Regions from separate parts of the Homo sapiens genome. Here region 2 is linked to region 1. A link is a loop called in an ENCODE intact Hi-C map of the cell type or tissue named here. Cell type or tissue: ascending aorta. All regions are shown on one strand. Each heading gives the region's core, and the rest is flanking DNA. Links, peaks and the distances in the headings are about the cores only. Region 1 overlaps CFAP97 (cilia and flagella associated protein 97). Region 2 has its middle 12 kb from the start of LINC02436.

Region 1 (4,405 bases), core at 284-4,283:
ATCCTAAAATCATCAAGCTTGCTCTTTTAAGAGTTTGAAGTATTACATTCTTCAGCTATGAGTCTGGTGCCTCTCTGTTGGTTTTTGCTTTTCTTAAATGTTTGGCAATACTTGGTAGTGTGTTGAGGGCATTGAGATTTCCTGCAGTTTGCCAGGAAGAAAGGATAAAATGTGCTGCCAGGCAGGACGTGCTGGTAGCTAATCTCAGTATGGGCATCTCCTTTCTTATGGAGCATAACAGGGTCTGTATCTTCCCTTGAACAAGGCACTTCACTTCAATCCCTCACACGTTGGTATCACTTTAGCAAAAAATTTAACCAGTTTCTTTGCTCATCAATGCTTCTTCAATCCCATTTCTTGTATTTATTTTTCTTCTCAAAATACATCCTGTAGTGATTATTTCATAGTTTATATAGTAGATTTTGAGGCCATGTATTTCTAAAATATTTTAAATTTTTGCTGTTTCAGATTCTTTTTAAAGTGACCTAATTTTACCTATACAAAATATGAAACATACCTTTAAATCTAGTGTGGTCAACGTCTTCAATGCTCTCCAAATCGGTGAGATTCATACCATAACTTGATGTCTAAACTTCTGTTTACTACTCCATTTTTTTAATGCCCTCTCTGCCTATTCAGGGATTTACAGGTCAAGATGAAGGATCTAATTCCAACCATTTTTTGACATTTACATAGCAAAGGCAGCTTTGCATGGAGGTGGAAAATTCCCCAAGTCAGCCACCCTTGAGCTAAAAGAGGTTGAATATTCAGAAATTCGACTAATCTTTCAAGATCCACTTCAAAGTCCTGTATCTAATACTGCCACTATGCAATGGTCTTCCCTTCTTCCACTATTTCTCACAGAACCCGAAGAACTCTGAAGTTAGAATGGACCCTAGCAACCTATATCAACAATCTCCTCCTACAAATAGAGTGCCTGAAGCTCAGAACAGTTGCTGTCTTGTTTGTGATCATGTCGGTAACACCCAGAAGCCTAAGTTTTATTCCACTTTCAAAACTGTCTTTACCTTGGTTCAACACTGTCTCGTCATTCCATGCCCTATACTGGTAGATTCAATTTTACATTCTTTTATCAATCTTTGTTTCATAGGCTTAATATTTTATAGTTCAAATTTCTATTTCATAAACAACAAACGGGCTGGGCGTGGTGGCTCATGCCTGTAATCCCAGCACTTTGGGAGGCTGACACGGGCGGATCATCTGAGGTCAGGAGTTCACGACCAGCCTGGCCAACATGGTGAAACCCCGTCTCTACTAAAAATACAAAAATTAGCTGGGCGTGGTGGTGCCCGCCTGTAATCCCAGCTACTCGGGAGGCTGAGGCAGGAGAGTCACTTGAACCCGGGAGGTGGAGGCTGCAGTAAGCTGAGATTGCGCCACTGCATTCTAGCCTGGGTGACAGAGCAAGACTCCGTCTCAAAAAAAAAAAAAGGTTCTTTTAAACCAATAAAATGTTGATGTGGTTGGCTATACAGGTATCCCTCATTATCTGAACTCTCACCTAATATGGCTGTTAACTTGCAAAATTTTTTACTTAGTATTCACTACCTTAAGCAGTAAACTGGTTTACCGAACCTCTGTACTGAAGTCCGTGAAAATGTTTAAACTGAAAGGATGCAGAGAGTATGCTGCATTCCTGCCTCAGCTGTGCTCTGATGGGCTCACATGTTGTCTTCACCATCATCCTCCCCATACTAAGTGGATTTATGTTCCAGGAAGTAGAAAAGGCAGTGAAGAAATTAGGTAAGCCAAAGCAGCCTAGAAAAGCTTATTTAGTGTAAGTTAGAAGTGATAAAGTGTATTGAGAGATGAATGCAGAAAAGGCACAAGCCTGGCTCTGCATTCATATCCACCTACCATGACCACAGTTGCAGTTATATGGTGGAAAATAAAGAAAACATAGGAAAATAATTTTGGATCTGAAATGCTTCACTGTGTAAATCGAGCATGAATGATAATTTTGAAAAATGATTGCAATACCTTATATAATAGACTGACAGTCCTAATTAGTGTTTAAAATGCTTTATTATTATGAAGAATCCTTGGTGGATTGTTATATTATGGACTCCAATAACAGATGTACCAACTGGCAAAATGCCATGTTTGTTCCTGCGCCTTAAAAAGCCCTGAGCGCCACCTACTGGCAAATCTCTTCTATCAGGGGTTCTTTACTATGCAGTACTATGAATAAAGCTTCCCTTCTACATTTTAGCTCAGCATCTGTGTTAAATGCTTTTTAACAGTATTTCAATTTAATTATAATTGGGGAACTGTTCAGGAGTTTGGGGTAGGATTATTTTTCTTATTTAAAAGTTAAAAATATTTAGGTTCTCTATATCTAATTAAGTTTCAGAAATGGGTTAGACAGGAAGAGTGAAGAATGCTTTATTTTCAATGGAACCAAATAGTTTACTCAGTGTCTTGATATTCAGACCATGGTCCCTAGATCTGCAGCACGGGTATCACCAGTAGGGGCTGATTAGAAATGCCGATTTAGCTCTTACCTTAGTTTTACTGAACCCAAATCTGCATTTTAACAGTATCCCTGGGTTAACCGTATGCATACTGAAGTTTGAGAAGCTCTCTTGGACAAAGTTGGCTGCCCAATTACTGTATATCTATTTTCCTCCTACTTCACAGATCCCTGACTTCCAGGGTGAGCCTGCTTGGCCCAGGATAATCCCATTTCCCCTACCAACGACTGGTTCGGGAATGGGAGCGTAACCAGTTCTGGGCAAGGAGACCTATGTGGATGTTGACTGGGCCAAATTTCTTTAAGAAGTTTCCTCCATTCCAAGAGTCAGAGAAGAGACACTGTCTCTTCCTCTGGACACTGTTGTGTCTGAAGGTGAACACTGAAAACGGCTGCAGACATCTCCTAGCAGCCTAAGAACGAAGCCAACACCAGGGCTGGAGGAACACAGTGCTAGAAAGTAGGTCCCTGATGAAGTTTTGAGCCACTCAATCAACCCTGAAGTCTAGCGTGTCTTTGGGTGACCTGTTATATGAGAAATATTGTTTCATTCGGAATTCCCTTCTTGTATTCAAAATCCTGGATAATCACTGATGACTCTGAACAAAAAGCCCAGAAATCAGACTATTTTCTATTAGATGGTTTTTAAAAACTTGACAATTCTAAGAGTTGAGTGTTTTCTTCCTGTAAGAAGCTTTTTATTGGCTGAAACAATACCTTCCTTTTGTATGCTCGTTTTTTAATCCTCTTTCCTAGGATACAGTGGGGTTTATAATTTGTGGGAACAAATAGTACTTACAAGATTTTAAAAAACGGAAGTGTCCCCTTAAAAATAAAAATTATGATTTAGTCAAACAAGCCCATATTTAAAAAATAAAGCCCACTAGACATATTGAACATTTTAATTTATCTTCTAGAACATTTCTCTTTTCAACCCATTTTTAACCTAATTTTATAAGAACAATACTTTTTAATGCCAAACAATAGGCTGCAACTTTTTAACACGTTTCCCATTTGCCCCAAGAAATGAGTGCTGGCAGTGAGCTGTACTTTTTTTTTTCTGAACAGGAAATGGGTTCAACACATACAAATCACAGTAAGAATTATGAACGAAGAGCAATGCAGCAATAGAAATTTGATGCACAAGAAAAAAGGCAAATATATCAAGATATATGTTATTACACAATATTAGTGAGCAATCTGCATTATCTCATGATATTTTATGATTTAATTTCAACCACCATCCAATTTTTGCATTACAAATATAATTTTAAAGAACAATTCTGTCACTTCAAGGAAAACAGTTGACAGTATTTATTACCAATAATAAAATTTGAGCTTTTTAGCAAAAAATAGTATTTTAGGTAAACTTGTATCTGCCACCATGAGTTTGACAGCTTCTCAAGAGCTTTCTGATGAGGCTGGTAGTGATATTAACAACTATGATTTCTATATAATGTATTCTGAAATTTGCCAACCTTTTTTTTTTTTTTTTTTTTTGAGACAGGGTCTTACTCTGTCTCCTAGGTTGGAATGGAGTGGCGTGATCTCAGTTCACTGCAACCTCCAACTCCCTGGCTCAAGAGATCCTCCTATCTCAACCTCCCCCCGCAGCTGGGACTACAGTAGCACACACCACCATGCCTAGCTAATTTTTGTATTTTTTGTAGAGACAGGGTTTCACCATGTTGCCCAGGCTGGTCTCAAACTCCTGGGCTCAAGTGATCTGCCTACGTCTGCCTCCCAAAGTGCTGGGATGACAGGCGTAGCCACTGTACCTGGCCTGCCAACATTTGTAAGCTCAGTGAAACAATATTTTCCAAATACCCAATATGTCACATTCCAAAACCAGGCATAGGTAAAATATACATTAAAAATCAATCAAGAAAGATCAATATGTTTTAACATAAC
Region 2 (4,405 bases), core at 192-4,191, 140 kb before region 1:
CCTCAGCTGTAGCACCTAGTTAAAGCTTCCTCCTGGCAATACTCGCTGTCACAGTGGTTGGCTTTCTGTGCGGCGAGCAGCAGGACCTAGATCAAACCCCTGGCGTTTGGTAACACAACCATCACCTCCATTCATCTCCAGAACTTTTTCATCTTCTCTAACTGAAATTGTACCCATTAAACACTAACTCCCTATTCCTGCTTAGCCCAACCCCCTGGTAACCACCATTCTCTTCCTGTCTCCATGGATGAAACTACTCTAGGAACCTCATGTAAGAGGAAGCATATGGTAGCTGTTCATTTGAACTGGGTGCAGTGGCTCATGCCTGTAATCCCAGCACTTTGTGATGCCAAGACAGGTGGATCACTTGAGGTCAGGAGCTCGAGACCAGCCTGGCCAACATGGCGAAACCCCAGCTCTACAAAAAATACAATTACCTGAACATGATGGTGTGCACCTGTAGTCCTAGCTACTCAGGAGGTTGAAGTGGGAAGATTGCTTGAGCTTTGGAGGTGGAGGTTGCAGTGAGCCAAGATCATGCCACTGTACTCCAGCCTAGGCAACAGAGTGAGACTCTGTCTCAAAAACAAAACAAAACAAAAAAAGGTGCTCATTTGTAACTGGCTTATTTCATTTAGCATAATTTCTTTAAGATCATCCAGGTTGTAGTATCACAATTTCCTTCCTTTTCAAGGCTGAATAATATTCCATTGTATTTATATACCACATTTTATTTATCCATTTATCCATTAATGGACACTTAGGAGGTTTCCATCTTTTTGCTATTGTGAATAATGTTGTTATAAACATGGATATACAAATATCTGTTTTAATCTCTGCTTTTAATTCTTTTGTGTATATACCCAGAAGTGGAATTGCTGGGTCATACAATAATTCCATGTTTAATTTTTTGAGGAACCCCCATACTGTTTTCCGCAATGGCTGTGCCATTTTATATTCCCACCATCAATGCAGAGGGTTCCAGTTTCTCCATATCCTCACCAACACTTGTTATTTTCTGCTTTTTTTTTTTTTAAATAACAGCTATTCTAATGGGTGTGAAGTAGAGTCTCATTGTAGTTTTGACTTGTAGTTCTCTGAGGCAAATCAAACATTCCATTAATGTTAAACATCTTTTCATGTGCTTACAGGCCATTGGAATATTTTTGGAGAAATGTCTATTCAATTGACATTGAATTATTGTATGATCCAGCAATTCCACTTCTGGGTATATACACAAAATAATTAAAAGCAGAGATTCAAGTTCTTTGCCTATGCTTTTTTGTTGTTGGGTTGTAAGAGTTCTTCATATATTCTGAACATTAGCTCCTTATCAGATATATGATTTGCAAGTGTTGTCTTCTATTCCATGGGTTGGCTTTTCACTCTGTTGAGAGTGTACTTTGATGCATAAAAGTTTTTAATTTTGAAATCCAATTTATCTATTTTTTCTTCTATTGCTTGTTCTTTTGGTGTCATATTCAAAAGTAACTCATAATGTTAAGTTATATATTTATTTGAATGTTTTATTACATAAATGCCTGCCTTCATAGACTATAAGATACACAAAGACTGAAACCTCTGTTTTGGTCACCATCATAACCCCAGGACCTAGCCCGTGCCTGGTGACTAGTACGTGTTTCATCATATATATTCGTAATCTGATAAATGCATATCTTCTGATACTTTTAAATTGTGATGTTAAATGATACTTGATAACTTATACACTTATATGAAAAAATTTTGATTGACAAAGGTGATTTCTGTGTGATATTTAATTCTCACTGAAAATTCACACTAAATTAATTTAAATTAAGTTAATTTAAATCAAGCCATATATAAAGTTTCAAGAAGTGTTGGAGAAAAAATTTAAACACAACAGCAACTGTATCAATGGCATATTTTAAAAATATATTATTTTTTTCCAAATGTTTACAGACTAAAAAATGAAATGACTAGAAACACATCTTCCAGGTTTCAGTCATTTCATTTCAGATCTGATGTAACTTCATAATATGTTTCTTCATTCTTCTTTGGCAGGTATTCAAAAGTGGTATAGACCCGCTACTTAGATCAAACGAGGGGGACAGCTCCGGTGCCCTAAGTTAAGTGATAGCCCAGATCAAATGCTAACTCTCCCTTTCCTCTATGATTTCGTAAACCTTCAGGAGAAAGCTGACAAGTATTCATCTGCCTCGTAGATCAAACAAACCCACGAGGGATTCTCTTTCACTCTTCTGTGCTTCTGGGAATTAAAATAGAAGGGACTTGTATTGTCAGCTGCAAAACAGCAGGGGGAGCTCATGAGGTTTTTAAGGCAGCTATTACTCGCCACCCCACCACCTCCAAAAACATTGCATTAAGTATACACTTAACAGCACCAAGGAGAAATTCAAAGGGAAAAGGAAGTGCGAGTGAGCGCGTGCACACACACACAAACACACATGCACGCGCCTTCTAATGAGAGGTGAAAATGGACACAATCCATTTTATAATAAAGGACTGACAAACTAACACTTAATCCAGACCTCTGAAGCCACCTCTCAGACTATCCTTACTACCTTAACAGTCCAGCGTAGCCGTGGGTACCCAAGACCCCATCGCTGCTCTTGATTCTTGACCATCTTTCTCATGTGTCCAAACTAAATTCCTAGACAGCTGGCTTAAAACTATAGTGCTTAAGTTTTCCAAACGTGTTTTTAAATATTCAGTGAAATTCTTTTGGAGAACAACTTAAATAGTACTTTAAAAATTAGGTTATAAACCACAGAGTAGTTTTTAAAATACATGAACTATAGACCTTTGTCACTGAGGAGAAAGAATGAGGGGTCCAGGGTCTATATTGTGAGTTTTCGGGACAGGGTAAGAAGTCACTCCCTGTGAGGACAGAGTGGCCACAGAGGAACAGAAGAGTATTTCCTACTGGGGAGAAATCACAAGGGACACTGGTCTTGCTTGCCATGTTGTCCTTTGAGTCTTAACCCGGGACACAGGAATCAATGGTTAGCATTAATGAGTCATCAACAGCTCTCATTCTGAGGCCTAACAGAAAGCTAAGCTGTGAAGCCGTGGATAACCACACACAGGGACTCGGGCTGCTGATGGGCTTGCCAGGGCTAGGGTGGGATGTGAGGTCTTACCTTTGCTCCTCCTCTATCTACAAGTATGTCTGAATCACAGATGAGCGTCTGAGAACGCATCTTGAAACAGCTGTCACCTCTCCTAGAGGGGCTCATTTTTGGCATTGGGAAAACAGATTTTGGTGAGTGGCCGCAATGTCTTACAAATTCCCTGAAGTTCAGGGCCTTTTCTTGGTTTGTGATCAGTGTTTCCCAAAGAATACAGCTCTCTCCTCATGTCACTTCAGGATGACATGAGGATGACCTTTAAAATATTGTGAGTCCTACTTGTAATGGAACAATGAGACGTGGAATCGTGAAAGGAACTAGGATAAATATGTGACTATGTAGAAATAAGCTACTAGCTCTGTTTTATGCCATTGACTTTTCTATGTCTGAACACTTTTTCAAGGACTTTATAGAAAAGCAAATTGAAAAATAATAAAGTGTTTTCAATAAACTCCATCAAATGAATACATGCATAAATTATGCATAATTATAAATTATGATATTTAATTTTCCTTAAAAATTATCTATTTGTTCTCCCAAACTATATTATAATTTATTCGTTAGAAAAGCATATATTTTCAAAGAAAAACTGTAGTAAAGAAGGACAGTACAACATATTACCTTAAAAAAAACTCTTTAAACGATGTAAGCTTTCTTACCTCTTTAAAAGGAAGTACATATATTCCTGGAGGAGGCATCTGAAGTTCCTTTCATCTAGATCTTCAAATTCTTTTTTCTACTGCCTGATAGTGTTTGGAAACCAAATTTTTATTTATCTTAAGTAACTTTTGAAGAAAAAAAGAATAAAGGAAGCTTTACTTATTTTCTAAATACTGATTTAATTCAGTTTTAATAAGAGGAATCTGAGTATTAGGTTCCAATTTTTATGTGAATTACATAAAATATTAAAATTACCAGAAACTCCAAATTACAGTGATCTTGAAGAATTTAGAACAACCCAAGAAGTCAACATAGCTGTAGGATGTATTTCATATCAATATACTGGGCAAAAATTAGATATTATGTGTTCCTTTTTCTGTAATGTTGATCCAACTAAGTGTCACAATGAGTTAAGTAAAGCTAAGTCATGCCAGTTTGCTGGGACTTGATTTCCTCTTCAATAAAATGAGGGGTTTCAGTTAGATGATTCTTAGTTTTCTCCCAAGAGCTAACAATTAGAACTCTGGCCAGGTGCAGTGGCTCAAGCCTGTAATCCCAGCACTTTGGGAGGCAGAGGTGGGCAGATCACTTGAGCCCAGGAGTTCAAGACCAGCCTG

What was found. Hi-C counts contacts between places; a loop is a spot of excess contacts. Peaks named below come from ENCODE experiments on the same cell type or tissue, not always from the same donor. Only the 100,000 strongest peaks of a DNase experiment are listed, where the experiment ranks them.
Region 2: a loop joins it to region 1, with 12 times the contacts of the local background. A loop is called at or near these places in 45 of 110 quality-filtered maps.

What each region holds. Positions count from the first base shown.
Region 1 is chr4:185,181,661-185,186,065 of GRCh38, forward strand. The region is part of intron 2 of CFAP97 (cilia and flagella associated protein 97); the gene reads right to left. Among named protein-coding and RNA genes, the nearest start is that of CFAP97, 20 kb to the right of the region's middle. In ascending aorta, for the core only: a CTCF peak has its summit at 2,156 (motif pointing left); a DNase peak (open chromatin) is centred at 2,141; H3K27ac peaks cover 2,315 bases.
Region 2 is chr4:185,037,665-185,042,069 of GRCh38, forward strand. No RefSeq gene overlaps it. Among named protein-coding and RNA genes, the nearest start is that of LINC02436, 12 kb to the right of the region's middle. In ascending aorta, for the core only: a CTCF peak has its summit at 2,290 (motif pointing right); a DNase peak (open chromatin) is centred at 2,337; H3K4me3 peaks cover 629 bases.